2 separate regions of the Homo sapiens genome follow, and region 2 is linked to region 1. Evidence: read pairs that join two places in POLR2A ChIA-PET (ENCODE). Cell type or tissue: GM12878. All regions are shown on one strand. Links, peaks and the distances in the headings refer to the core of each region. The heading gives the core; the rest is flanking DNA. Region 1 holds the start of LINC03062 (long intergenic non-protein coding RNA 3062). Region 2 holds the start of LOC105376140 (a long non-coding RNA gene).

The links. Peaks named below come from ENCODE experiments on the same cell type or tissue, not always from the same donor. Only the 100,000 strongest peaks of a DNase experiment are listed, where the experiment ranks them.
Region 2: POLR2A ChIA-PET joins it to region 1 with 10 read pairs; 3 of 35 experiments call an interaction of 5 or more read pairs at or near these places.

What each region holds. Positions count from the first base shown.
Region 1 is chr9:89,630,144-89,645,531 of GRCh38, forward strand. LINC03062 (long intergenic non-protein coding RNA 3062) reads left to right here and starts at 9,640. Exons shown (of 6, transcript NR_024280.1): 1 at 9,640-9,836. RefSeq lists an enhancer at 9,383-9,952. In GM12878, for the core only: no CTCF peak of the experiment used is centred there; no DNase peak of the experiment used is centred there; H3K27me3 peaks cover 179 bases.
Region 2 is chr9:89,698,772-89,714,159 of GRCh38, forward strand. It overlaps LINC03062 (long intergenic non-protein coding RNA 3062), which reads left to right. Exons shown (of 6, transcript NR_024280.1): 5 at 3,147-3,217. LOC105376140 (a long non-coding RNA gene) reads right to left here and starts at 5,695. Exons shown (of 3, transcript XR_001746827.2): 1 at 3,171-5,695; 2 at 2,546-2,641. RefSeq lists enhancers at 1-76, 77-576, 2,552-3,751, 2,568-2,887, 13,504-14,004. In GM12878, for the core only: no CTCF peak of the experiment used is centred there; a DNase peak (open chromatin) is centred at 8,131; H3K4me3 peaks cover 1,006 bases; H3K27ac peaks cover 1,540 bases.

The DNA of each region.
Region 1 (15,388 bases), core at 4,618-12,617:
TCTTCTAAGCCAGATTGTAGAAGAAAGGAAGAAAGCTCTAACATTCCTCTTTGGCAAAGGAGAACCAATAGTCACTATTCTGTACATGGAACCCATCCCTCCTCCTTTTCCAGAAGCAGTCACATTCTTGCAGACAAGCTCCTGTTTCTGGTATTCGTGGGCAGAGAGTAGGGACCCAGCGGTTCCTTGCGCTCAGAGCAGGAGGGCCCAAGGCAGAATTTCCCACTTTCCCAGTCAGTAGCTACAAGCAGGTAAAGTTTACCAGGCTGAAAAATCTTGGGGTAAAAGCTTTCCTGAGGCCAGGACAAACACAGGGTGAGACCAGACAATGACTGAAAACAATGGATGTTTGGTGAATGTCTTAGTCTGATTATGCTGCTGTGAGAAAGTACTGGAGACTAGGTAATTTAGAACACACATTTATTTTCTCATAGTTTTGGGGTTTTGAAGGTGGCCCTGCCCTCAGAGCTGCACCAAACATTGCCCTAATGAGGACTCTGCTGTAGCCCTGACTCCACGGCTCTGCTAGGCATTCCCTAGTGGAATGCTGTGGTCTGAATGTTGTTTCCCCTCCCACATTCACGTTGAATTCTAAATCTCAATGCAATAGTATTAACAGGTGGGGCCTTTCGGAGGCGAGGAAATCATGAGGGTGCCTCCTTCATGAATGGGATTAGGCCTTTATAAAAGATGATTCACATAGCCTCTCTGTCTCCTCTAGAGGATGCAGCAACAGAGAGCCATCTCGGAAGCAGAGTGCAGCCCTCACCAGACACAGAACCCACCAGAGCCTTGATCTTCAATTTTCCAGCCTTTAGAACTGTGAGAAATACATTTCTGTTGTATATAAGCCACCTAGGCTATGCGATTTTGTTGTATCTGTATTAATGGACCAAGACAATGAGCAAGGTGTGAAATAGACCCATGGTGACTTTCCTTCCAGCAAATGGCAGTGTTGAGGAATTGCTATTTATACTCAGCACTTTGCTTATTTAGAGCATCCTTGGGCAGCCAGGTTGTGTGGGGCCCTTTGCAAAAGCTCTAACTTGCTGCATCCTGTGCCTGGTCTGCAGAAATGGCCATTGGTTTGGTGGTACTGTCCCAAGTTACAGACAGTGTCTTACTGGAAAGAGAGATGTCTCTGAAGTGTTGGCCTGGCAAACTCCAAACTCCAAACTGGATATAAAATGTGGCTGCTGATAGTGTTCTATGAAGATCCTCACCCTATGTGCTAGATCTTGGAAACAACATTGCTCTGGTCCACTAGGACCCTTTGGCTCTTCTGAGGTAAGGGCCAATTGCCCAGCTTCCTGCAGGACAGGGAGGAGGTGCCTGGCCAGGAGCACATGCCCTCCACCGTGTTCTTCGGCCTCTGAGTGAGTGTTCATCTCAATAGCTCCATGTGTCTATTGGCTCTGGGAAATAAGCCACAGCTCTGAGTCGTGGCAGGAGGAGCTGCCTTCAGCTCTCCTTTTGGTGTTTACAATGTTGCTGGGCTGTCAGGGTGATGCCAAGTGAGGCGTGGGTATTTCAGCAGCCTGCTAAAAGCGTGATAGGCCACGTGAATGGCCCCTTGGTATTGCCTTTCCCCCTAAGTACTGTATCTGTTAATTTTAACATCTTTATAAATTTGGGGAACATTCACCCCAAAATGGATAAATACAAATTGCACTGAGGGGTAGGGTTATTCCCTGAATGGCTGGGCTCCTTCTGCATGCTCCTTGTCTTCACCTTTAAAAATAAACAGGGCATCAAACCTGGAACCTTGTAGCCAAGGTTTGTTGTGGACCCAATATAAGCGAGCTTGAACTAAGGGAATGATGATTGCTTTCTCTGAGCTGCTGCAGGCCACACTCCGATGTGATCCACTTTAATGGGTACAGCTGATGGCCTGACCTCCTGTCTCTGGGGTCCCTGGATCACCACCCTCTGGAGGGGGTTGGGGCATAGTTAATATGCCAGAATCTCCAAGTGCCCAGGTAAGGCTGCTGGGTCATGTGGCCCGTGGCTGGAACTTCCTGGAGGCTTGCCTCTATAAGTGTCTCCTGGATTGGCACAGAGGAGTCAAGTTAGAATAGGGCAGAGCCTGACTTGCAGTGGGTGACCCCTCACAGATCTGCTGCCCAGTGCATCTGGCATGGGGCCTGATTGGACATGCAACCTTTGGGCAGTCTGGACTCCTTGTTCTGTCAGGATGTGACCGCTGGTTTTAAGCGATAGTGTTGGCATTTGCTTTTAAGGTCTTTACAAGTCCAAGCTTGGGAGCCATGCAGAGCATGCCAGTGTCCAAGGCCCAGCTAGGAGCCTCTGTTCTCCTGAGCTTACTGGGCTGACATGCAGGTCTGCATCTGCTTATTAGCAGCTCGTAGAGAGGGAAATCTTTCTGTTTTACAAGGAAATGGGATGTTTGCTGCTAGAAATCTTTCAGGACTGGCATGCGGAACGCCAGCAGATGTTGAAAGCATTCCGACCATGTTGATCCCACCAAAGTTTGTTTAAAGATTTGTGTAAACTGCCATCACAGAAAGGGCTGGGTGGAGGTGAGAGGCTCCAGATCCGGCTCCAGCTCTTATCAGAGATCCTAAGAAGTAAAACTTTTGAAGAGTACTCTGGCTTGGAGGACAAATGCAGCAGCGTCTTGTGGATGGCCTTCCCAGGGACACTTACTGAGGAGGAGACTTCTGGGGCACTCTTGGGATTAATGCCTGTAGAAGAAAGGAGATGGGGAGCTTCAGGTGAACCTGCAAGGGCACTGGAACCTTCGGTCGGGTGGTCCTGCACAGGTGTCCTGAATCAGGCCAAGAGGACAGGCCTTTATACCCCAAGGTGGGCCGGTCCCAGGAGCAGGCTGCCTGGGAGGAGTAGGGCAGCGCGCTTCAGCGAGGCTGTCCCTGGAGGGCCAGGAAGTGGTTCCAGCCACTGGGGTGTAAGTCCTCTATTCCTTAAGGGGGCTCTTGGAGGTGCTTGGCTAAGCCTTGGCTGCACCTCAAATCAACCTGTAACCTGGGCTTGCCTGGAACATTCGCATCCCAGTAATGCAATGTTGCTTTGGGGTGCGGTAAGGGACCAGGCAAGACCTCCTTACCCATGCCTCCTGGGGGTCCACCTGCCACCTCTGCAGCTCTCTGTCTCTGGCAGAAACGTCCTGGCCCAACTTGGCCATGCCTGGCCATGGGAGTCATGCTCTTCAGAACAGTTTCAGTCCAGGAGAGCTGAGGGTTGTTGCATAAATCCCCTCGTCTCACCCCTCCATGACATGACACGGTCTACATCCCCACCCCCGAGCTCCTCAAGGCTGGAGCTCCAGTTGCCTACAGTTCCAGGCACTCGATAGCATGTTCCTAATCAGCTTTCTCCCTTCCTCTGATCTGGGGGTGAAGGTGCCCAGGATAACCATGAGGATGGGGCCACCCCACCTCTCCAGGGTCACACCTGATTCCCTGGGAGGCCTTGGAGCAGGCTCAGCCCTGGGGGCCCTCCATGGGATGACAGGTGAGGGTGCTTTTGACCGGCTTCCCTTCTGCATGGAGCTGCATCCACGGGACAGGGCTGAGACACCTTTGGTGGGACACTTTGATGCCTGCTTTCCATCACATCCTCAGTTTCAGAGGCTGGTGTGGATCCAGGCCAGCTGAGGGGTCTTGGAAGCCAAACGACTCCTTGGCCAGTCAGTGCCAGGTGCTCTCTGTTGCTATGAATTCTGCATCCCCTCCGCACAAAGACATGTTGAGATCCAGTCCTCATGAAGGTGACCTAATTTGGAAATAGGGTCTTAGCAGATGTAATTAGAGGTCATTAAGGTGGGCTCTGATCTAATGATTGGTATCCTTATAAGAAAACAAATAGACAGATGTACAGGGAAAACAGCCAAGTGCAGACGGGCCAGAGATGGGAGGGTACATGGACAAGCCAGGGAATGCCAGGGACCGCTGACATGGGCAGGAGCTAGGAGGAGGCACAGAAGGGTCCCACGCAGAGTCTCAGAGGGAGTGTGGCCCCGCAGACCCCTGGGTTTCTGACTCCAGGCCTCCAGGACCATGAGACAATCTGTTTCTGTTGTTTGAGCTGCCCCGTGTGTGATACTTTGTTATGGCAGCCCTAGCATACCACACACACCCCATGGTATGACACGTCCTTGTGCTCTCCTGGGCCACGGTTATACCCGCTGTCACGGCCACCCTATCAGCGCTTCTCTTCCTGTGCTCGGTGGGTCACTGGATGAAGTTAAACCCAGATGCCGAGTGCTTTCTCTCCACGCGGCCCAGCTACCTGCATCACTTAGCTCATCTTTACAATGACAGGCTGGGGAGTATCATCATCCCCACCTTGCAGAAGAAGAAATGGAGGCTCAGGGGCAGCTTAGTGACAGATCCTTAGAACTGCCCAGGACTGCGCAGTCTTGTATGCAGTGTGATTTACCCAGTTAACGTTTATGCCCTCCTTTTGCTTTCTCTGTGAATACACAAGATTAAAAAAAATTTAAGACAAAATTAAATGCTCTGGTATCCAATCTCTTGGCTCCTACGCTCTGCTCATCAAGATAAGTAGACACTGCACACACTTCCGAATTCATCTTTTACAACATTTCCAGTAGGAAAAAAATGGATTGAATCATACATAAATTAAAATGTACCAGCAACAAAACAAAACAATAAATTTGTTTATATCCGTATCTCTGGGGAAAGTTTCCAAAGACAGAACCTAAAGCTGAGCTCTAATATTAACAATGGGTTTGTAAACTCAAAGTCAAGGATTACTTTGATCTAATGCTAAAAAGTGGGAGGACAAAGCCCAGGGTGTTCCTGGGCAAACTTGGGAATGATATGCACAGTGGGTGTGAGCAGTATTCCATAGTGAAGGCCAGGCCATGAAGCCACCTACCAAAATAGCAACACACTTTCCAGTAACCCCAGTTTCTTTAAAAGCAGTGTAATACCTAAGTCCCACAATTATGGTTGAGAAACTCTCCTGCCCCACTGTTTTTCCCATTAAAGCTGTGCCTCTGCCGTGTCCATTAGTCATTTGGCATGTTCTGAATAGAACAGAGTGAGTCAATTTAAACGAGCGCAGGAGGCAAAATCTTTCTTTTCCATAGTCAGCTCAGAAGAGAATTTTTTCCTTTGTTACTGTTTGTTGTGGAAAGGAGGTGTGTGGGAGGAGTTGCTGTGGTCAGTCTTTAGATAGTACCTAGTTGAAAACAGAACGTTCTTCAGAAGGCAACCCTGCAAGGGCAACTTTGTGTGGAGAAGCAGGACCGGAGCCACCCAGAGCCCTTTGCAGGAGCTGGAGGATCGTTGCTGGCCTGGTTTAGCTAGGAAGTGACAGTCCAAATGGCTTTGAACAAGCCAGCTCAGACACACCAACCCATAGCCTGGGTTGTACCCAGCCATCTAGTCTACCTGCCATTTAGGTAAGATAAAGGCAGGTGGCTTAAGCCAGACTGAGAGTGTCTCCAGGTGGCCAGGGGTGCTCAGCATTGCTTTCCCCTGGCAGCCAGCCCAGGGTGCCACTTGAACAGCAGCCAGCCCAGCAGATCACCCGAGGGTGGAAGGACCTAGTGTTTGTGGGTGGCATCTTTTAAGAAAAACACAGTCAGGAAGGTTCTGGGATTTTGGTCAGTGCCATGCATTTCAGGGTCCAGGCCATGGCTCAAGGCCCCCCGCAGCACCCTCATTCTGCTAAGCCATTACAGGTGCTAGCCACGTGTGCCCAGAGAAGCTCCAGAAGCCCATCGTGGCTGGGTTGCTAACGTTGGCCAACCACTGTTCACCTTGGGTGGCTCTGTAGACAGCTCCAGCTGCCCCATGTAAGAACCAGGGCAGTCCTCCAACCATGCCAGCTGCCATTCATGTAGAGACGGTAGATATGCACGGCCAGTGCTTCACACAGATTGCTCTCCCCCTAGCAGCTGCAGAGATATGCTTGAAATTCACTCAGGCTGCTCAAGGGTGAGCCATGGTTCCTGGATGCATGGCCCAGGGTCCACTCAGATTTTTTTCATTTGACTCACCAAGGTAGAGGAATTCAACATGCTTCTCCATTCTTGTATAGCCTCCCTTGAGAATCAACCACAAACTAATCTCTGATGACTGTAGATAACAAGTAGTACACATTTGGGACCAAGAATGAAAGAAATACAAAATATAAGATGCTGATAGATTCCTTTGCACCTGGCCATCCGGTCTTGGCAGTCACGCCTTGCTTGACGGAGCCCTAACACCTTACCGGAGCTCGAAAACCCACCTAGCAGGGACTGGATCTTCCAGAAATGGTGCCACATCTGCTACCATCTTTGCCACATGTAAGAATCTCCCATTCCACAGACATTTGCCAAAACCCTCCTGAGCAAAGGGCTGAGGGTCTGTCTTGCCTGCCCCCTGGGAGCCCACCTCTCCAGGGCTCCAGGAAGCCCCCGCTCCCTCAGGAGAGATGCAGTAGGCCCACCCCAAGCGTAGGTTCCTGGAATCAGGGATCTCTTCACTGAGTTATAGGATGCCTTTGCCTTATGGTCAGGTATCTAGCTGCTACTTTTATGCTGATTAGCTTCCTAATAGAAATAAGTCCCTGAGATAGATTTATTTTTTTAATCCCCAATTTGTGACAAATACTCATCATTAAAGAAAACATAGGCCTTTTCCACAAATTTAAAAATACACTAAAAAAATAGGCTGGGCGCCGTGGCTCATGCCTGTAATCCCAGCACTTTGGGAGGCCGAGGTGGGCGAATCTCTTGAGAACAGGAGTTCGAGACCAGCCTGGCCAACGTCGTGAAACCCTGTCTCTACTAAAAATACAAAACAAAACAAAATTAACAGGGCATGGTGGTGGGCACCTGTAATCCCAGCTACCTGGGAGGCTGAGGCAGAAGCATCACTTGAACCCAGGAGGTAGAGACTGCAGTGAGGCAAGATTGCACCATTGCACTCCAGCCTAGGTAACAGTGCAAGACTCCATCAAAAACAAAATACACTAAAAATAATTGACCTGAGTTTAAGGAAATTAAAGGAAGTCAGTTCTGCACTTGCAGGTGCTTGTTCTCTATCACATGTGGGCTCTGTTGTACCTTGCAGCAGCCCTAAGAAGAGGGGAGGTTTCAGAAGATTTTAATGACTATCCCAAATGAGTGATTTTCCAAGAGCCGGCTGCGGGCTTCCTTCCCTGTCTCTCACTGCTGAGCACCACGTGTTCTAGGGGCTGTGTGTCTGGGGGCTATGTGTCTATAGAGCTGTGTGTCTGGGACTGTGTGTCTGGATGTCTTTTCATTTGGAGCAGGTGTTTGCCTCATCCCCTCCCAGGTTAGCAGAAGCCTCGCAGGACTCTTCTCTGTGGCCAGGCCCATCATCTGCACCAGAAGTCCATCTCCGCATGCATCCTGTCCCTGGCCTGTCACTGCCTCAAGTCTTTTTCAGTTATCTCAGTAGAGGTGGTTTGAACTGGGTTCAAATTGATCTTCCACAAAGCTGGAAGCTTCACCAGGGGCTGGGGGTCAGGACTCAGATCCCAGACAAGTTTAACAACAGATACCTGTGTTTCAAACCTGTCTTCTGCTGGGCCCACAGCTTCCAGTTTTCCAAGCACCCCACCCCTCCCTATTGTCCACATAGGCTTCATGCCTTTGGGCCCAGCCAGTGAAGGTGTTAGGACGTGCCATCCTCTAAATCTGAACTAGGTGGGCATCATGAATCCAAGTCAGTCCAGAACCATGGCCCATGGACGGGCAGGTACCAGGGGGGCTCTGGGGTGTGGGATAAGCAGCCTTGTCCATACAAGCGTGTGCACCAGGTGGGGCTTCCCTTTGTGTCTCTTCCTGTGGGCTGTGCCTCACTGGCCGAGCTCTGTGTGTGGAAATCCAGCCTCAGGTGACTCACCCACCCCCTCAGAGGGCCTGGAGCTCTGTGATCAAGACCTGCTCCTCTGCTCCGCTTCCCACCTCCCTGTCTGCCACTCAGCTCCCCAGGACCTCTGGGCAGGGTCCCCCTGAGACCCGGCATCCACTCTGGACACCACTGGGCTTGCTGACTCTTCACAGCCTTGTTCCAGACTGCATCTCTGCAGGACTTACTTCTGTATGGTGTCCTGGTGATCCAGCACTCCCTGCTCTGCTAAAATGCAGACTCCAGGGGCAGGCTCTTGTTTTGTCCTGGAAGAATTCTTGCACTGTAGGAGTGAATTCAACACAAGTCACAGCCAGCTTGCTCCATCTTAAAGGCGAGGAGCCCCAGCCCCAAGTCCTGAGCTCTTGCCAACCTGTTCGAGACCACACATTGACCCTGGAAGAGGAGGAGCAGGTAGGCTGGGATGTGCCCAGGGACTTTCTGAAGCCTCAATCATCCCAGTTATGACCTCCCCCTGCCCCTCCTTGCAGCATCCCTCTTCATTCCTCGTGGAGAAGTGTGGGCTCCATAGAATGAACTGGCAAGTGTGCACTGTGTGGATGGCTCTGAGCAGCTGCCACCACCTGGGGTAGCATGGGCAAGGCAGACGACACAGAGTCTCCAGCCAGACCCCTATTACCAGCTGCCTGGCCTGGGACTAGCTATGTCACGTCTCCCTGCCTCAGTTTCTTCATCTGCACAGCGAGGATAATAACAGTGCTTACCTCTTAGGATTACCATGAGGCTCAAAGAAGGAAATGCAGAGAAAGTGCTTAGGACAGTGCTGGCCTTGTAGGAAAGACTCACAAATATTCATTGTTTCGTTGATGAGAGCAAGAAGTGCGCTTGTTACATATTCACCCAATAGTGTGGGGTGGAGGAATGAGGTACAGGTGGATACCCTCTTGGAGGACCTGCTAGCGTCTTACTTCCTCTGTACATGGATGGCAACACAGAGGCAGAAGTCTCAAGTTAACTTCTTTTTCGTTTCAAAGCATCTCATGACATTTAATACCCCTGCACTCATACTCGCCCGGAAGTGTGAGCTTGGTTCATCACTAATGGATATTTTCAGCCCTGCTGAGGAATCTGGGCCTGCTCCTTGCCTCCCTCACCTTCCTCTGCAGCCCATGTGAATTAGCCTGCTTGCCTGCTCAGGGACTGGTCCCCGCAGTGTGGCTCCTGGGGCCCCAGCTTCACTCCTTCAAGGGCCAGGATGTTGAAGAAGGGGGAAAGGGACCCCTACACTAGCCTGCCTTGTGTGGCCCAAAGACCCTTGCCAAGATCAGGTGGGGGTCAAAGTGCAGGAAAAGAAGGATGTCGATTTCAGAAGAAACTGTTGTGGGAATGGCAGGATGGCTCCAGCGTCAGCGTGCCTTCCTGCAGCTACCCCGGGGCCGCACGCCAGCAGCTCTTGGCAGCAGTCACACGGCTCTCGCATCCAACCTCTGCCACAGGGGAGCAGGCCTCACTTCCCCCAGCTTTGCTTCTCTGCCCTGCAGGGCTCCTTTCCTGTCCCAGGGAGCTCTACTTTCCAAGCAGTTCCATGGCCAACAGCTGGAGTCTTATTTTAGGGACGAGCTGGCAGCCCAGCATTTGTACTGAATGTTCCGGGTCGGCCTGGCCCGCGCCTGGTGCACCAGTGGGAACCCCATAAGTCTGGGCTTGGGGGAGTGAATTACTTCTGAGGTTTGCTGACATTCTGTTTGGCTGCCTGAAATGCTTTCTCTTCATTCAAAGAGCAGCTGCTGGTCTCCGCCCCTCTGTCTTTCCTTTCTCCTCCCGGTGGCTTCCCTGTTCCTGTCCCTGGCTTTCCTGGCTTTTTGGATCCCCATCCTGGCTCTGGGGGGAAGGAGGATGGGTCTGGAGCACCTGTGAGACCCGAGCCTGGGCCCACCACAGCAGAGGATGCAGCCTCCCAACCCCAAGAGTCCCAGATTGGAGTCCCTGAGAGAAGCTGGGGTAGGTGAAGTGGGCTCTCAGTCTGGGTGTTATCTTGGGAGGAGCGTGGGTCTCTGGGACACACTGGTAAGATGTGCTCCACTTGACCCTCATCATAACCAAGGGTCTGTTGGTGGGCTTTTGCCTTTGGTGGCCCCAGGGCCCCTGCCTTCTGGCTACTGCCATCCGTGGGGGATGAGTGACGTCAAACTTCCCCTTCTCCGGGCTGTTGGCTAGAGTGGGGGCAGTGGGAAAAACACATCTATCAGGCAGTCCCACCCCTGCACAAAGGAGCAGAGACTGTGCCTCAGCCCCACATCCCTGCCTGGTGGGTACCACATCACAGACAGACACGTTCTTAGCTGGCTGTGTGCAGTCACTGCCACCTTGGGCTCCTGGGAGGCACCAAAGGCCCATTGTGGGCCCCTGAAATGACGCACCCACCACAGTCAGCTGCCATCATGCAAGGCACCGAATCTGCTGTCCTGGTGGGATGGGATCTCACTTCTGCCTTTCCTGTTCAGCCTCCCCGGGCTCCATGCGCTCTGTGGAGGCCATGGCAGGATATGTTGTGGGCAGCTGGATTTCCGGCCCTCTCTGGTAGAGTCAGAGGGGTTGCCTTTGACCAGCAGGAAAGGGATTCGAAGGCGGACGCGAGTGGGCCCTGCCCAACTCAGACTGAGGAGGAAGTTTCTGCAGCGCCGGAAGGAGAAGCAATGAATAGCCACTGTCTAGACCCTCCCCTATGACTCCATCCCCAAGGTGCTCCAGACAGGCCTGAGATTCCCCTCTTCCTTCCTAGCCACACCACCCCTGGTGTGAGCCAGGCAGGCAGCCCAGCCCTCTCCAGCCCCGGCTCCTGGTGGCAGGAGGTGCCTTCCTGGCTGTAGCAGGAAGAGTCTCCAGGTTATATGGCCGTGTCCCTGTGCCAGGACTCGGGGTAGGGGTACACTCTGTTCTGACCCCCCCAGGAAGTGAGTTCCAAAGGAGTCGGGCCTTTGGAGGAGAACTTGGTGGCTGTGCTTTTGACCTGGCATTGCAGGAGCATAAGCCCTGGTCAACTTGAGCGAAAAAGCCGGACCCACTGTCACCATCTCACAGGCTGTGTCGCATGCTCTGGCGGTGAGGGCCTGTTTCCCAGCCCTCCCTAGCAGGAGACTGCTCAGGGCAGAGCTCCTGAGATACTATGGGTTCCTTTGGGGTGGAAGAGCCTGTGGCCAGGTCAGTGAGGAGAACAGAGTGGGAGCATGAGGGTGGGCTGGAGAGGAGCTGTTTGTCCCGCCTCCCGACCCCGAGGAGGGCATAGTCCACAGGCTATTTTAGGGAGCAAGAACTGGCCAGTCAGAATGTGCCTGCGCCTCTCCCCAAGACAACAGCACCATCAAAGGGGAACATCTTTGTCTTGGGGGAGCCATGTGGAATTGTACCTAGAACAGATTGTGAACAGGGGTGCCTGTCAATTTACATTTATCAGGACTCGTTTCTTTTCCCTCCCAGACTTGCCCTGCAAATCTCATGGTGGGGTGGGGATCAAGGAGAAGAGGGCTTATCTTGACTTTCATGATCTTAGTGTTAATGACAGTTACCCAGGATGGAGGTTTTTAGCCCCTTTCTTGGCCCTAGACCCAATGACCCCTTCCATGATATTTTTCAAAGTCCAGTGAAGCAGTGGAGAGAGGAGTGAGGGGGAGGAGAAGAGAGAGACGGGACTCTGTTGGCAGACGCCCTGCTGTCTTCCAAGACCCTATATAGGCTTCTGTGGAGTTCTTGCAGCTGAAAGCTGAGTCCTTTGCCTGGGGCAGGGGTGGTGTGGATTCTTGGCCATCACACTCCTGGAACCCTGAATCTTACTGTTCCACAGTCACAGACCAGCCAGGCTCAGGACCTCAGAGCTGCTTGTGGGCCCATGGAAAGTCATACTTGCTTCCCGTCGGCGCTGGGCCTGCTGTCATTTTGCAGCTTCTGCCCTGCAAATTTAGAGTTTTAGAGTTTAGTTTTAGAGTTTTAAGTCTCTAAAACCCTCACAGTTAATTTTTTCTCTTCCTTTAATGACACCCAAAAGGGCACCCAGCATTATGCCTCGGGTGTTTGACCCGGCTGGATATGGGATGGAGAGCGTTTGGTGGGTCCTGGGAGGAGCTCAGGCCAGGTCAGGATTTACCATTGTTATTGATGCTACAGATAACAGCCTTGCCCTGAAGGCTTTCACAGAGTTTATCTCCTTTCTTGTTACTCTGATAGGGCTGGGATTGTCCACCACCTGCTCAATGAGGGCTAACATTGAGTACCCAGCGAGAGTGCTGTATTAAATCTTATCTTGGCCAGGCACTATGGCTCATGCTTGTAATTCCAGCATTTTGGGAAGCTGAGGTGGGAGGCTTACATGACCTCAGTTTAAGACCAGCCTGGGCAACATAGTGGGACCCTGCCTCTACCAAAAAAAAAAAAAAAAATTAGCCAGGCATGGTGGCACATGGCACATGCCTGTAGTTCACCTACTCAAAATGCTGCGATGGGAGAATCATTTGAGCCACAAGAAGCCGAGACTGCCATGACCCATGATTGTGCTACCATACTCCAGCCTAGGCGATAGAGTAAGACTCTGTCTCCAGACAAAAAACAAAATCTCCTGCTTGGTGGAGACCTCTCAGAGTGCTGGGGAAGGGGCTCCGGAGTCCATAGGCTCTATTCTCCTCTCCCTTCCCTCACTTCCTGGCTGTGTGAGTTTAGCTATATAAAATTATCTCAGGGTTAGTTTTAGAAGCCAAGATTTGCATGTTAGGCCCTAAAAAAGATTGCATTTTCAAAAGGCAGTCACATCAACCTACAAACTCTCTCATCAGCTTTTCTTGTAGTATGGCTTGACACCCCTCCACTGAGAGGTGAGCTCTCTGTTCTCTTCCCTGAGACCTGCTTCCCTCAGTAGACTGTGATGGAGGTCACCTTATGTGACTCGAAGCTGTGTCATAAAAAGTGATACAGATCACAGACGGCGCCTGGCCCGCAGTCTCTTGGTTTTCTCACTCTGTGGGAAGCCAGCTGACATATTGCGAGGACACTCAAGCAGCCATAAGGAGTGGCCGACAGCCAGTATGAGGGACTGCAGCCCAGCCCTCAGGGGATTCCAGCCAGAAATGCCTGAGTGAGCCAAGACCCACAGAAACCATAGAAATGTTAAGTCATTGCTGTTGTCTTCAGCCACTGAATTTTTTTTAATTTTATTTTTTATTTATTTTTATTTTTTTACTTAGCATGATGCCCTGAACAGGTCCATGGCAATAAGAAGAAATCATTATTGCCTTACTGAATTTTAGATTATAGGCAGACAGAAACTTCCTAACTCAATTGCTGAGCCTCATGCTTTAATTTACGAATAAAATTTCTGTTGTGCCCATTGACCATTTAGGTATCAACTTCTAAGGGTTTTTTCTTGTTTTGTTTTCTTCTGAGACCGAGTCTTGCTCTGTCACCCAGGATGGAGTGCAGTGTCTTGATCATAGCTCACTGCAACCTCAGCCTCCCGGGTTCAAGCAGTTCTCCTGCCTCAGCCTCCTGAGTAGCTGGGATTACAGGCGGCACTACCACGTCTGGTTAATTTTTGTATTTTTAGTAGAGATGGGGTTTCACCATGTTGGCCAGGCTGAACTCCTAAGGTTTTTGAATGTGGCTCTCCTGGCTCTGCTATCACTGGAAGTAAAACTGAGACAAAAAACATGGCTCCTCACCTACTCTTCAGCATACCTGGGCACCTGGACTTCTTATTTACTTCTCTCTGCTTCCAAACAGGAAGCTCTGTAAACAAGAAGAAAGGGACTGAGGACCCACAGGGTTGCCTGGACATTTGGAAAATAATTTTAAATATTTACACTTGATCTATAGGAGATTACACATTTGCTATGGAAAGCTTCAATTATTAAATGATCAGGTTCACTAGAGTAAAAACAATTATTCTCTGCTGAGAAAGTATTTTATATTTCTACTTTAAACTTTGCTCTGTTCTGGTTGAATGTGTTAGAAAGGAACACTTGTGCTTATTAAAGGAAATTGTCAGAAGAAAATGAAGGGGTTGAAATGGAAGGATGTCCTTGGATTTGGAGTTCCAATGAAAGAACATAAGTGCTGGATGCAAACTTCTAGTTGCGTGCACATCTCTGGGCAGAAAGGAGTTTGGTGCTAAGTGCAGGTGGAAAAGGGACTTCTATTTCCTGATTGGGGTGACTAGACCATTGTGAGTGTGTGTTCATCCATATTACCAGTGCATGTATTCACTCTTTACCCTCTTCTTCATGGGTTTCCAGCCTCTGCTGCAGGCCACCGTGGCCCTGGGATGGAGTTCTGCACAGAGGATGTGGGCGGATGTGGCAGCTTTTTAAATTCTCTGTGTCTTCCTTCAGGTTCTCTCCTCTCATTTGCTGGACAGACAAAGAGGGCCTGGAGACCTCCGAGGATATGGTGGTGACAGGGCCACTGAGGAGGGCAAGTCTGAGTCCCTGGAGGTTTGTGTGGATCACTCTTTCCCCCAACCTATGGTACACTGGGACAAAGGGATAAACAAACTTATAGCTTATTAGATCATTGAGAGTTAAGAGTTGTTTTCATAGGTGTTAACTCATCTTGGCTAATATACCTACAAACACCTTGGGGACAGGGGCACTTGTTAGTGTTCCTTGTCTTTGCAGAGTCTAGCTGGTAATGGGCACAAAGCTGTTTATAGAATGAATAAATGAGAGATAAATGTGTCTTTACTTGGGGCAGCATGGTGCTCTGCTTTTCTTTCCTTTTGTTTTCACAAGATGATGGAAAAAGAAAGTGCTGGGGTCAAACACTGCTATGGTCTGATGGTGTCCCCCCTAAAATTCGTATTAAAATTCATATGATGAAATTCTAACCACCAAAGTGATGGTGTTAGGATGGTGTTAGGGCATTTCAGAGGTGATGAAGTCATGGGCGATGAAGCCCTTATTTATGGGATTACTACCATTGTGGAAGAGGCCACAGTGCTGCCTTCCCCCCTCTACCATGTGAAGACACAGTGAGAAGTCATGGTCTATGAAGAAGGGGCCCTCACCAGTCACTGAATCTACCATTGCCTTGCTGTGGGACTTCCCAGCCTCCAGAACTGTGAGAAATACATTTCTGTTTTTTAAGAACCACCTAGTCTATGGTATTTTGTAATAGCAGCCGAAATGGACTAACATAGCACTCTAAATAGAAAAATGGAGACTTCCTAGCTCTTAGCATCTTCTTACTCATTTACAGAAGAATAAAGTCATCAAGAGTCATTGATGCCAGCATTGCCCTGGAGGGACCAAGGGAACAGGAACTTGTTTTCCTTGTGTTTGCCTTTCCTCAAACCTATCCTGTAGCTGCATCTGATGGTCAGAGTGGTATCATCTTAACAGTTATGCCTAATTGTTTTCATAAATAATCATATTTAGTAGGAAAAGAATAGCTGAGTCAGAAAGTTTTATATAATAATGTCCTTTAGTTGACTGTGTTCTTGGAAACTCTGGTTGTTCAGAATTGCAGACAAAAATCCTATCTCACCGGGAAAGAGCCTAGGTCAAAATGAA
Region 2 (15,388 bases), core at 4,457-12,456, 68 kb after region 1:
ACCCCAGTCCCATCCAAGCCCATGGCCGACTCAGACGCGGGTGGGCCTGGGCAGCTGCTGGCCTCCACAGTGAGGAGAGGGACAGTGAGCGGGTATGGGCAGAGAGCCCATGGCAGTCCAAGGACCTCAGCCCAGGGCAGCTCCCTTGACTTCAGGGTTTTTAACTGAGCCCATTGTTGGGAAGAACCCTGGGACAGTTGATGGACACAGCCTTGGTCAGTGGCTGCCCAGCTCAGAGGCTCTGTGGAGGCTCCTGGGGACGGGCAAGGCTGGGCTGCTCGTGCCACGCTATCAGGGACTCAGGAGGGGTATAGACCGGGATTAAAACCCCCTATTTGATTCCTGCTCTCTTCCCAGGCAGGGGGAGCTTGGATATCGCTCAGGGTCGATTATGTTTAGGATTAAATGGGGATGCTATAGTCTTTTGGGGAGCTGGCAAGAATGAGGACTCTGACACAGCAGGTCTGGGGTGGGGTCTGAGGGTTTGGCTTGCTACCCAGCTCCTGGGAGAGGTTGTTGGTTTACAAGCCACACTTTGAATAGCAGGGTTCTAGTCTCCATGGATGCTCCTCTTGATAGAGACAAAAGCCAACTTTGTAATCCTGGATGTAAATTTGAGTAGGGAAAGTCTCTCCTTGTTTTCTAACTTCCGTTGGCACTGATTTTCATCTCTTAATGACAAACTCTGTACTGTTAGGGGCCATATGTATGTGTGGCTTCAGCAGTGCTTGGCAAAAATGTCCCTGTGTACATGAACTCTTGATTGGCTGAATGAAAAAGGTCAGTGATGTCTCCCGCTAAAGCATTTATAGGAGCAAGGCACATTTTCCAGTTTGGTAAAAGAGGAGGTCAACCTTTGCATGTGGGTCTCGTGAGAGATTTCCAATTCGTTCCAGCGACAGGCCCTGGATTCTTAGAACGTCTGCCTGGTGACTTACCAGCTTGAATTTCTCAGGCCTGCCCGCCAGGCTCTCCTAGTCTGACGCAGAACATGTCACCAACTTCGTGGCTACCATCTCCATTAGAGGCATCGATTGCTTCAAATGCTCACTCCTGATGGAAGCCAAGGGTCATAGTCCCAAGTCCACACTTTCTCTCCTCTCTCAGTGACAATCCAGTCCCAGTAGGACGGTGACCCTGGGACTCGAGCTGTGTTCAGAGTCACCTCTTTTCGCTTTGATGTGCTCACTTTGCCTGATTTGAATTCACTCAGTCTTCCTCTTTCTCTGGCACATTCAATGCTTTGGGTTCAGTTCGTCTTGCTACCCAATTCCCTCCAGGGCTGACCATTTCCAAACCTTCAACCCTCACTCCCTTTCTCCCAATCCCACTCCAGCCTCACCTACTCCACAGACCTTTCCAGGGGACGTTCAGCTGCTGCCCTTCTCTGTCCTCCCATGGACATACATTACCTTCTTCAGTTGCAGCTGAGGTGTCTTCACATTGCACTGTTTTCTCTAGTGTGTTTGTTCACGTGTCTTATTTTTGGCTTTCTTTATTAGCTGGAAGGGCCCTGGTGCGCCCACATCCCTCTCCAGAGAGTTCTGTCTGGTGATTTGCACACGTGAGGCCAGGAGAATTGCCATGTAAGGTCTGAGTGTCCACCTCTAGCTCTTTCTTGTCTCTTAAAGAAACAAAATACAGGGGCCGGGCACAATGGCTCATGCCTGTAATCCCAGCACTTTGGGAGGCCGAGGCCGGAGGATAGCTTGAGCTCAGGCATTCGAGACCAGCCTGGGCAACATGGTGAAACCTCATCTCTACTAAAAACACAAAAACTAACCAGGTGTGGTAGCACGTGCCTGTAATCCCAGCTACTTGGGAGGCTGGGACACGAGAATCACTTGCACCTGGGAGGTGGAGGTCGCAGTGAGCCGAAATCATAGCACTGCACTTCAGCCTGGGTGACAGAACAAGACCCTGTCTCAAAAATATAAAATTAAATTTAAAAATAATAAAATAAAATAAAATAAAATAAACAAAATACAGGGATGGGGGTGTGTGTTGATCCATGTGGCACCTCTTAGTGAGACTGCAACAATCCCTTGATCCAGAAATAATCCCTGCTTCTTGCCCCTACATCACAATTTACAATGTGGCACAATTATTCTGTAGCATTTGCATGTTAAATGGGCAAGAAAACTTAAAAAAGAATTCATTGAATGTCTCTGGTTAGAAAACAAAGACTCACCTCCTTTGTCAGAGAAGTGACCTTTAGAAACCAGGCTTGCAGATGATACAAGATAAACTAAGATAAACTTAACACCTGCAGTTTACACTGACATTCACATTTGCTAGCCTTAGGGACTCTCTCCAATGTTGTGAGGCTTTTCACATCACTTGAAAAGGAGCAAGAAAGACCTAGAATTCTTGAGTTTCATTAGGAACCTCCAGGGATGGAGGGGGCTGAGTATTTCTATCAGCCTGGTGGCTTGGAGCCCTGAGCTAGTGGCCCTCAAATATTTTAAGGTCGATTTGTGTCTGTCCTGAACCTCATTCACATGCAAATTCTTTTTAAATAGAAATTTGTAAATGGCGTGCACACCTCTAAGAGCGCTGCAGCTACTTGTCCAGTGTCTTGCCTTCTTTCTGAGTTACTGTTGGAGCCACGGCCAAAATTAGAGAGGCGTTTTCTGTAATGCTGAGAAAAGCAGGAAGCGGTGAGACGCTTGTAGCAGAACACGCAAAACTGTTTGGCGGTGGCCCCCCCTCCACCTCCCACCCACCGCTCTGTAATTTCCCCAGGCAAGGCTGAAGGAGCCTTTCTTGGAAAACCCCTGATAACGTTGCTACACAAAGGTTGGGAGAGTCCCTGACGGCCTGTGAGGGACCATGTGGGGCTGGGGGTGGATAGGGGAGCTTGACTCTGCAGTCCCCAGGGCAGTCTGAGTCCCCAGTGCCTGGCGTGGGTGAGCTCAGGGCTGCTCCGTATGGGGGCATCCAGGCCTGGCTGCTGATGCCCTGTGGCTGAGGACACCTCCATCTGCATGAGCCAGTTTGGAAGTCCAGCTTGCCCCCCAGGCAGTGGAGGCCAGTAAGGGCTTCTCCCCAGATTGACCACTCAGATCAAATTGATCCAGGTGTTGAGACAGAATTGGCCCCATTTTCTGCTAATTTCCATTCTCTGATTGTGCTGCCTGCTACAGGAGTCATTTTGGATTTGGGCTGACCTGGTAGACTTCTGAAAGACAGTGCTCTGGGTTCAAGTTGTCCTCAGGTAAGTTATTACCTAATTGCCTCCAGCACCATCCCGTTCCAAACCCTCACTCCCTCTTCTTCCTTTCCCACTCCAGCCTTATCTTCTCTACGGTCCCTCTGCAGGTTGCGTCCAGCAGCTGGACTCTTCTAAGAGCGTGGTATCAGTGCAAGATGCTATTTGGTGCTTCCTAGGTAGATACTGTAGTAAGTCCAGGTTTTATGGGACTGATGCTGGAGTGCCTGCTATGAGAAAGAACACAGAATTACAACACAATTTACATTCCCCCCCACCCCCACCTCTAGGAGGGGTTAGAATGTGAACTGCTGGCAGACTGAACCCACTGCAGTTCAAATCCCTTACTTTGTCAAATTTAAGAAAAGGTATAATAATGATTATCTGTTGCTAAGGCACCTCTCAATACCATGAGTGGCCTGTGTAGGTGAAGGGTCTTTAGGCCTAGTCATCATCAAGGCATGGAGGGGTCCGTGTCATAGCTAGTAACATGGTTCTAGAACATTTCAGAAGCACCAACACCATGCTTTGGCCATGGCATTTATTTTAAAATAGTATCCCCATATGTGATAGCAATACTAGAGGAAATACGTAACAGAAGGGATCTTCCCACATTCCATCATCCTGGCAAAACAGCTGCTCTCTTCTCAGTACAAATGCATGTTTCTAAACAGTTGTAATGACAACCTTGGAGTGAGGAAGGCCTTTCTAAGAAAGACACAAAAACCTGGAAAAGATTGACACACATAAAAATAAAATAATGTGGGCAACGCATTTCCAAGTCTAAAGACAAATGGAAATGTGGGAAAATATTTACAACTCATATCGTAGACAAGGAGCTAATTTTCCTAATTTATGAAGAACTCCTATAAATCAATAACAAAAAGACCAATAGTTCAAAAGGATTAAAATATATTAATAAAAGTTTTCAGACAAGGGAATACAAACAGTTTTAAGCACATGAAATATGTAAGAGCTATATTGAAATTTTTAAAGAGCAGGGTTTTTTAAAATTTTATTTTTATTTTTTGAGACAGAGTTTCATTCTGTGGCCCAGGCTGGAGTACAGTGTCGCGATCTCTCAGCTCACTGCAACCTCCACCTCCCGGATTCAAGCAATTATCCTGCCTCAGCCTCCTGAGTAGCTGGGATCACAGGCACCTGCCACCACTCCCAGCTAAGAGCAGGGTTTTTTGTTAATGTAGGAAATCCGAAGGCCCAAATTCTTTGTGGAAGAAGAATAAAACTGGACTACTCACTCTGTCCGAAGGAAAGATCTGTTAGAAAGCTAGAGGAATTAAGACGGTGTGATGTTTGCACACGAATGGACAGATCAGTGTAAAAAAAGACATTGCTAACTTAAAAATCACACAATCTATAAGTTTGGAAAAGGAGACTTGATGGTTACAGCCATCAACGTGGCCATCCCTTAGACCAGGAAGCTTGCCTTTGGCCAAAGCCAGAGACAGGCACTCTGAAGGAGAGATTAGGGCAGCAGCTTTGTGCTAAATGGGTTGGATAAACATGCATCTTCAACAGGTTATAGGAGGAGCTAGGAGTATTCATGAGGTGGTCCTGATGCATGTGTGCTGAACCCACATGTATGTAACATACAACTTATGTCTACCTTGGGGTGGAGACTGAACATTTAAATGTATTACAGTCAGGCCCTATACGTCAAGAGGTATTTTCAGGACATGAAGGGATTCAAGTGCACAGCCTCTGTAAACCAGCCAGAGCCAGTGCTGTAGTTGTGGCTGGTGGAACAGGCGTTCAGTTACTCAGCCTCGGTGAGCTGGATGGGTTGTAATTGCTTTAATATTGCTTATCTCAAGGCTGGAGCTTGTTTAGCTGCTAGAGAAAGAGAACCCCAAAAGGAAGAGAGTTTAATGAGACATGTCTGACCACCTGTCCCATCATGGAACTTAGTTTTTAAGGTGTTTCTGGGGTCTCCTTGGCCAAGAGGGGGTTTGTTCAGTCATTAAGGGGTTTAGAATTTTATTTTTAGTTCCCAAATATAGGGTCTAGGAACAGTTATGTATGGTTATTTGTATGGATACTTGATTTATGCAAAAAAGATACTATAGTACAGAGGGAACATTTTCTTCCCTCAATAAATGAGGAATAAATTTTCTATCCATATAGAAAATAGTTCATCTGACTCCCACCTCCTTTCAAACTCAGAATGAATTGCAGTTCTAAATGCAAAAGGCACAAACAACAAGACTTTGAAAAATAGAATATTTTTATGACCTTGGAGCAGGCAAACATTTCTTAATCAGGACACAAAAGGTTCAAAAAGGAGAAATGTTGATAAGTAGGACTCTATTAAGATTAAGCATTTCTGTTCCTCCGAGGATAACATTACAAGATTTAAAAGGTAACCTCAGAATGGAAGGAGATATTTGCAATACATAAATCTGACAAAGAACTCTTAATCAAAATATACAAAGAGCTCTTACAAATCAATAGGACAAGACAAAAAAAAAATCAATGTGAAGCATTGGCACTGCCCAGAAAAGGAAATCCAAATGTCCACGAGCAAAAAGAGGTGTTCAGCTTCATTAGTCACCGGGGAAAACCACAAGGTGATATCCTCATGTACAGCCACAAAATTGGCCAAAGTGAAAAAAATCCCAAAACTTACAAGAGCCAGTGTTGGTGAGGGTGTGGAGCAGCCAACCTCCATCCACTGCTGGTGGAGGGTACGCACTGGTGCAGCCAACCTCGAGGCTGTTTGGCAGTTTCCACTAAAGCTGAGCACACACCTGCCCTGTGACTAGGAGAAACAGTGTCTGGAAGGAATCAAGAATGTTACGTGAATGGGTTCACTTTGTGCATGCCTCAGTATGTAGGATATACTTCAATAAAAAGTTTAAAAAAAAAGAGTAATGAAAAAAATCAAACTTTGCAGAAGTTTCAGAAATGTTTTAAAAATGTGGTAACACTTGTGTAGGGAAATAGGCATTCCCATATATTGCTTAGTATAAATAGTTTAAACAAAAACACTGGTCACTACCCACTAATATTTAAAATGGGAGTTAAAAATGATGCACCAACTGAGAAAGGTCATTTGGCATTCTCCATCAACGTAACAAATGCAGTTCGACCCCTAGTTACCTCTAGAGAGACTTGCGCAAAATGATGTTGAGGAAGAGTCCAACTCTGTAAAATATTTGAAGAGATTTATTCTGAGCCAAATATGAGTGACTGTGGCCTGTGACACGGCCCTCAGGAGATCCTGAGAACTTGTGCCCAAGGTAGTCGGGGCACAGCTTGGTTTTACTTTTTTTTCTTTTTTTTTTTTGAGACTGAGCTTCGCTCTTATTGCCCAGGCTGGAGTGCAATGGCGCGATCTTGGCTCACTGCAACCTCCGCCTCCCAGGTTCAAGCGATTCTCCTGCCTCAGCCTCTGTAGTAGCTGGGATTACAGGCATGTGCTACCACACCTGGCTAATTTTGCATTTTTAGTAGAGACAGGATTTCTCCATGTTGGTCAGGCTGGTCTCCAACTCCCGACCTCAGGTGATCTGCCCATCTCAGTCTCCCAAAGTGCTGGGATGACAGGTGTGAGCCACTGCGCCGGCCGGTTTTACACATTTTTGAGAGACATGAGACATCAATCAAGTGCATTTGAGGTGTACATTGGTTTGGTCTAGAAAGGCGAGACAACTTGAAGGGGTTGGGGGAAGTGGGGAGCCCTTCCAGTTACAGGTAGATTTAAAAGTTTTCTAATTATCAATTGGTTGAAAGAGTTTATCTAAAGACCTGGAATCAATAGAAAGCAATTGTCTGGGTTGAGATAAGGGATTGTGGAGACCAAGGTTCTTATTATGCAGATGAAACCTCCAGAGTAGGAGGCTTCAGAGAGAATAGATTGTGAATGTTTCTTATCAGACTTAAAAAGGTGCCAGACTCGTAGTTGACTCCCTCTTGGATCAGGGAAAAGGTCTGGAAAAGGGAAAGGGCATTCTTTATAGAATGTAGATTTTTCCCCACAAGAGATGACTTTGCAGGGCAATTTCAAGATATGGCAAGAAAATATATTTGGGGTTAAAATATTTTGGTTTCCTTCCTTGTTACGTGATGTTATGCCAGAGTCAGGTTGGAAAGTAAGCCACCACGTTATATAGGGTTAAATAAAATCCCTCTGATGAGACTTTATGGTTTGTAGAGTGTGACTCTCCAGGCCCCTTAAGTAGGAATTTGGGCAAAAGAAGACAAACAGTCAGCATTTAGTCTTCAGTGATGTCACTTTGTGTGTAAAGCAAAACTTTGAAAACAACTTCAAATGTCTCCTGTTAACTTAGGAAGATTCATTGAATAGTTCTTCATTTTGCCCCTACGTGGGAAGAGGAGCTGAGCTCAGTGTGTATAGTATGGTTTTTGGGATAGATTTCCTGTAATCATAAACGTCTTGATTCTCTGGGTTCTTTCCAGTCACTAAAGGCTATCATGAGTGTTAATAATTTTGAAAATAGATTAGTTGTGTAAATGAAAATATGTAAGCCAAGCAACTTGGAAAGGAGTGTTTGAAAAATTTAACATATATGCGTGTGTTATGTTGCTAAAAAGATTTTCCCTTCCTTGTAAAATGACATAGAATTTTCAGAGATATAAATTGATTATTTTTGAAGTTAAAAAAATCATTCTTATATAAGGTTTGGTCACAAGAAATTGCATTGTTTTAAAATTTTTTAAAAAGTCATCTGAGGAGCAACAGAACATTACATCTTGCAGAAGATTTGAAAAGCATTTGGTGGACATGCATTTGCTGAATTGTCCCCAGGGAAGATCTCGGGGAAAGCACTGACTATAAATCTAGGCTGCAGTTAGTTTCTGTTGACAAATTTATCCCTAATTGCTACATTGAAAATTTGTCTTCAGTGCCCCCTTGTATTTGCATCTGGATTGTGTGCGGTGAAATGTCCATTTTCATATGTTAAACCTCCCCATGGAAAGGTTGAATCATGAAAGGCAGAGCTGGGAGGGGTGTAGATTGCTCTGGGGGTTCTACCTGGTGCCAGTTCTGTGACAGAGGGCTGGGAGCTGGGGCTGGTCTCGGGAAGTCCCACCCTCCTGCTTCTCCTCTTTCGGTTAGACAACACTAGCTTGATCACTGGAGGAAGAACATCTCCATCTCCTTATTCTTCCCGGGGCCCAAACCAGGGGGTACTTATCTGGCCCAATGGTGAGGCACAAGCACAGAGGGAGGTGAGGGCTGGAGCGTGGGCCAGGTGCCTCCCTGAAGGCCGGGTCTTCCATCCTTCTCATCACTGTGGGCTTCAGGAACAGGGTTTTAAACTTTTGGTTCAGAGCCATTAGTGGGAAGTGACCAGTGTTTTTGTTTTTGTTTTTTTAATGTGTGGGAGAGCAGAGCAGAGTAAACACCAGTGCATTCTGCCTGTGGGAAGTCCGTGTTTTGAGCCTTCTGTCCTTGGCGGACAGCCATGTCTGGAGGTGCCGGCTGACAGGCAACATGCATTTCTTTCTTTCTTTCCCTTCCCTTCTTTCTTTCTTTCTTTCTTTCTTTCTTTCTTTCTTTCTTTCTTTCTTTCTTTCTTTCTTTCTTTCTTTCTTTCCTTCCTTCCTTCCTTCCTTCCTTCCTTCCTTTCCTTCCCTTCCTTCCTTCCTTCCTTCCTTCCTTCCTTCCTTCCTTCCTTCCTTCCTTCCTTCCTTTTTTTTTTTTTGACAGAGTCAAACTTCAGACTCACCTGAGACTCACCCTCTGTCGCCAGGCTGGACTGCAGTGGCGCGATCTCGGCTCACTGCAACCTCTGCATCCCGGGTCCGGGTTCAAGCAATTCTCTCATCTCAGCCTCCCAAATAGCTGGGATTACAGACTCGCGCCACCATATCCAGCTAATTTTTGTATTTTTAGTAGAGACGGAGTTTCACCATGTTGGCCAGGCTGGTCTTGAACTCCTGACCTCGTGATCTGCCCGCCTCGGCCTCCCGAAGTAAGATGCAATTCTTTATGGGGCCAGAGAGAAGTTCAAAAGCCACTGTTCTAGAAAGAGTTCTCTCTGGCATTTTATTGAAGCAATTGCAAGTTTGAAGTCAGTGCTAGCAGTGTTTGGTAGTCAGGCCACCAGTGAGAACTCAGCTTCATCATTCCGGAAACCTCTGTGCTTTGCTCCCCTCCATGGAAGAGCCTCACCAGTGAGCCATTTGGGTTCTCTTAAAATGAGACAGAACATCATTGCTTGGTGCTGATCAAGGAACACAACTCTGTCCTTCCTCCCAGGGAAGCAGTCGCCATAGGCTGGCACAGACTGGTGGGGTCAGCCCTGCATGGTGAACAGTATGGGTACCCACCCAGTGCCCCCACCCAGAGGCCTGTCATCAAGAGAGATCAGCCTCTGAGCAGCCAGTTCAGGGGACATTGGTCATTGAGGAGATGAGGTGCCACTGCCACTTCCCCACTCCTCACCTGGGTGGCCTCCCAGCTCCCACCTCCTTCTTTACCCTCCAGACCTAATCCATTCCCCACTGGGTGTGTCAGACCACAAAGCCTCCTGCTTAAAGCCATTCGCAGGCTCGCCACTGCTCCTAATGCCTCCCGGTGAACTCCTTGCTGCTGTCCACATGGCCAGCTCCCCTGGCCCCTTCTGACCTGCTCACTGTCTCCCCAGCTGCCCACCCGACCCCAGGCCAGCTCATGCCGCCTGAGCATCTCTGCCACACTGCTTCTGCATGCTTCTCCTCACCTTTGCATGCCCGGCTCCTGGTCACCTGCATTTCAGCTACACAGTGCCTCTTTAGAGAGCTTCCCTCCTCCCATCACTCCTGAAGTCCTGTCCTCTCATTGACTTGTTGTCCTGTTGATGCCCTCTTCACTGTTCTGGCTGACTATGGCTGCATTTAAAAGCACCTCAAAGCTCAGTGGCTTAGAACAACAATTTGTTATTCTCTCCCATGGTGCTGTGGGTAGATTGGGCTTGGCCACACCATCCTCACAATGGTGAGGCTTCAGATCCAATCAGACAGTGCCCAGACCTGGAGTCTCTGAAACCTCTGCTGAGCGGATGTCCAAGATGGTGCCTTCATCTATGTGCCTGGCCAAAGATGTTGGCTTTCAGCTGTCCTCTCGGCCTGGGATCTCAGGAGTGCCCGTATGAGCCCTCTCCACTCAGCCTCTCCTAGCATGGTGGCCAGGTCCCAAGAGGGAGCATCCCAAGGGCCAGGTCCCAAGAGTTGACAAGGAGCTGCAAGGCCTCTGGATAGCCTGGGCTTGGAAGAATCAGAACTTGTATTGGTTGACAAAGTCACAGAGGTTGGCCCAGAGTCAAGTGGGAGAGATGAGGCCCTTGAAAGGGACTGGCAAGGCCACACCGCGGAAGAGACAGTGGGATGCTAGATGTTATTCAGCCATCTTTGGAAAATGCAACCTGCCGCTTCAGACTCACCTGAGGTCATTGCTTCCACTTCTTCCACTTCTTTTTCTTTTTTTCCTTCTTTCTCTTTCTTTCTTTCTTTCTTTTCTTTCTTTCTTTCTTTCTTTCTTCTTTCTTTCTTTCTTTCTTTCTTTCTTTCCTTCTTTCTTGTCTTTTCTTTCTCTCTTTCTCTCTTTCTTTCTTTCTTTCGCCCACTCCAGTGGATTGGAAGCAAGAGCCTTGTCTAAATAACCCACAGTTGGGTTCCATCACCTGGAACATCCATGCTAAAGTGGAAAAAAAAAAACCATGAAACTTTCCTGTTGAGTTTGACAGGGATATAAACTCTATCTGATTAATATCAAAGCAATACGTCTCTTGGCCTTAGTGCCATCTTCTTGGAAACCTCTGCACCGCGAGAGCCAAGTGGAGAAAGAAGCAAAAGCACAGACTGAAGCTCAAAGGAAGAAAGATGAGGCAGAGGTCCAAGTAAACCGCTAGGTTTTTGCACCCATGGAGGTGCCAGGAGCAGAAACATGAATGCCAGAGGCTGGAGATGCTGGTACAAGTTGTTGGACTGCATGCTACTGTCTAGAGCTTGTTTCAATGCATCTAGAACTTCATCGCCATCTGATCGCCAAGACCACCTCTGAGACCCACCTTGCTCATGTCCATAACTGTCCATGTTAGTCCTTTGCCCTGGACCTGTGACACTCTGGACTATTTCTGTGTTCACTTGTGGCCGAGTATAACAACCGTAGACTAAATCACCTCTTCTGCTGTCTTAGCTGAAGAAGCAATACGTTTGGAGGGAGAAGCCTAAGTAGCCAGGATTGCTGTTAAATATTTAGGAGCAGACTGCGTCTGTATCCTCATTTATTCTTTTCATTCAACGCATAGTAAATGACATTCCTACCACATGCCAGTAACAGCACTGGGTTCTAGGGATTAAAACAAATGTGAAAGAGCCCCTTTCCCGCCCCTGTTCTCTCTGTTGGTGAATCTCATGTGACCTCCAGTAGTGACATTACTTACCCTTTATCAAGCATGTGCTCCATGCCAGGCATTGCACTGAGATGGGCGTGCACATTGACACTGGTTTTTTGAATTCTGACAACGAGCTTGTCAGTTGGTTGTCCACATTTCTTTATAGACATGGATTGTGGCCTTTAGAGAGGTTGAGTGATGAGCTCAGAAATCTACAGCTCATTTTCTTTACGATTACAGCATGCTGCCACCAAGTACTGGTACCCCCGTCAATGGTAGCTGTTAGTGTTATCGGGCCTGCTGAAGTCACGTGGCCTCTGCTGCTACCCTGGGCCATGCACGCCATGTTCGCGTGGTGGCTTGGTGGGGGTCCCGTGGGCAGTAGGTCCAGTGCGAACTCATCTTATTTCAACAGTCAAGAGTCAAAAGAAAAGAGTCCGAAAAGGAAATCCAACCTATGACTAAGAAGTCCACAAAGTCCGTCAGGGGCTTTGTGTGAAAAACTAACCTGCTTAGTGTCAAGCTTGTTTATTCTTGGCTAAAAATGACTTCCTGTTTCTAAGAAAAGAGGCCTCTGGTGGATAGAAAACATTTCTTACAAAACAACTTTTGCTGAGCTCAGGCCCAGTGACTCAATGCCATGTGGATTATATTTCCTATAAAATGCTCCAGGCTGAAAAATCAAGGGTAAAAGTATTGGACAGGGGCTTCTGGAAGTGGGTTGTCCCCAGTGTAGACGGGGCTGTTTCCCCACACTCCTTCCTGGGGAGATGGAGTGCCCGGTCGGGGGAGTCCAGGCAGCGAGGATGAGAGGCCTTGCTTTCCCTTTGCTCTGGGGGCCTGGGGTTGTCTTCATCTGCTAGGGTCTCTGCAACGAGCACCACGGACCATTCAAGGCAGCTTAAACAACCACGTCACAGCTTAAACATTCATTGTCGATCGATGCTGCAGGTGAGATCAGGTAGGGGCTGGGGCTCTTACTGAACTTGTACCCTGGCCTCTTCCCCTTCCCTGCCCCACACCTCTCCCTCCATTTTTGCTATCCAGGAGCAAACCCTTTAGAAATCACATGAATCCATGCTTGAGCTCTGCTTCCAGGAGCTGGATTTATGGCACCAGCGTGATGCCGGGCACAGAGTAGGTGTGCAGGAAGTTCCTGTGAGTGAACGAGGAGGGGCACTTGCTCTCTCAGACACCAGGCAAGCTTCTCCCCACACGAGAGCTCTCAGATTCCCCACAGGTCCTGCAGGTGAGCAGTTTGTCCTCACATTACCAAGGAGGGGTAAAGGAAAGGCGAGCCATTTGGCCAGGCTGTGGCAGGCCAGGGATCTCAACACAGGTCTGTGTCACCACCCAAGCTGTATAGCTGTCCCCATGGCCTAGGTGAGGGACTTCACCTCCTTGTGCCTTGGATTTCTCATCTGTAAATTGGGAACATTGTTTGTTTGTGACGATTTAGTGCAGAACACATAGCCCAGCAGTGACTGCTAGCCCTGAGCGATGGCTCAGCACGCTGGGGAGGACTAGACCAATACCTCTGTACACACGCACACATATGCGCACACACGCCACTCACTACACACCCATGTACATACCCCCCATGCACACATGCATACACACACACAGGTACATCCACAATACACCCACATACGCATATGTATGCACATCCACACACACTACACACCCACACACGTGCCCAACCCCCATGTACATGCATGCACCTACACACCCATTCACACACCCTCATACATACACACATTCAGCCACATCCACACATACCTATGTACATACCCACATATATACATGCATGCACATACACTACACATACACACACACATATATGCACACAATGCATATACACTCACACACATATGCACATACAAGCACACCACAGAATGCACATGTACACATGATATGCAAGTACACAGTACACATATATATGCACACACATGCACACCTACATATCTCTATACACACATACACATAGAGGCAGCCACTCAGAACACTGGCATGTGGGTTCAATTAATTCTGGCTCGTGGCAATGTTGTTTGTTTAAGGAAGCTTACGGTGAAAAACAGTGTCACAAAGTCCCTGGGCTCCCTCCTCCCTCCGCGGCCAGAGCTACTGTTGGAGCACACGTGGGGCAGAAGCACAGCTCCATGCCCATGCCTCACAGAAGGTGAGCAGGCAGCTCTTTGGAGAACTTGAGGGTTCTCTGGGTGGCCCTGGGCATTAGGTCCCCTCTGTCAGTCCTTGCCACATGGCCATCCCCTCTTTGCTGGTTGCTGGGGACTCACATTGAGCACTGAGAAAAGCCCCTTTGCTCCACCCCTGTCTAGGGAATGCAGGGACTTTACTCCTGCTGGGGCATTTCAGGAGCCTCATGCAGGGGCAGAAACTCTGGTGGCTGCTCCCACTGCCGGATCACAGTTGGTGCTGTAGTCCTCCAACCTGGCCTGGTCTAGAGCCTCATCTGGCTTTTTTGAAGTGCCATCTTCAGCTTGAAAACAGAGCCTGAGGCAAAGGCTCCTGTGATGACTGCAGGGAGTGGAAGCCCAGGAAAGCAGGGTGAGGGGCAGGGGCAGGGTGGGGTGTCCTAGGAGGACAAGCAGCCACATGGCCACAGGCACCTGTGCCTCTTGTGGGGCATTTCAGATAGGCCGAGAGAACAACTGGGCTTCAGAACAGCCCAGCAGTGGGGCAGGGGAGGGAGGGAATTCCCTACCAGGCATCTCTCACCTCATCAAGACCCCCATAGCATTAATTCTCCTACACTCACCCTGGGGAAGCCAGAGCCTGCTGGGTTCAATCTGGCTGAGGGGTCAGTGTGCAGGTGCGGTGGCCCCTCTCTGCTAGTGGACACATGAATGGGCTCTGAGATCCCTAGTGACAGTGACATTGCTCTCAGGGACCAGGGAGGCATGGCATAGGTATAGATCCAAGGTGTCATGGTAACAGAAGCCCTCACGGGAGCTATGGGGAGCTATGGGGAATCAGAAGCCATTGCCCTCACCTCCATTCACAAGCAGCAGTGTCCATAAGAACCATCTTGGTCCTAGTCTGGGAAGGTCAGGACCACCCCTTGAACCTCATTTCAAATAAGCATTTTCAGTGATGTGGATTCCTGGGGGTCACAGGTGAGACTGGTCCAAGGTCATTACTTGTACCCAGGTAATCCCCTATTCCCCTGGAAAGTGGGACGTTTTAGTCATCTATTTCTGCTTAACTAATTATACCCCAAAACACAATGGTTTGAAACAGTAGCACTTATTACCACCCAGTTTCTGCAAGTCAGGGATCTGGGCATATACAATGGTGCACAGGCTTACCTGGGTCCCCTGCTTCAGGGTCCCTTGTGGTGTTGACTGGGACTGTTGTAGTCTTTTTTTTTTTTTTTGAGATGGAGTTTTGCTCTTGTTGCCCAGGCTGGAGTGCAATGGCGCGATCTCGGCTCATTGCAACCTCTGCCTCCTGGGTTCAGGTGATTATCCTGCCTCAGCCTACTGAGTAGCTGGGATTACAGGCATGTGCCACCATGCCCAGTTAATTTTGCATTTTCAGTAGAGATGGGGTTTCTCCATGTTGGTCAGGCTGGTCTCAAACTCCCGACCTCAGGTGATCCGCTCGCCTTGGCCTCCCAAAGTGCTGGGATTACAGGTGCGAGCCACCGTGCCTGGCCTGTTGTAGTCATTTTAAAGCTTGAATGGAGGAAGCTCTGTATCTCCGTCAGTTCAGGCTGCCATAACAAAACATAGCACAGACTTGGTGGCTTAAAAAATAGACATTTATTTCTTACAGTTCTGGAGGCTGGAAG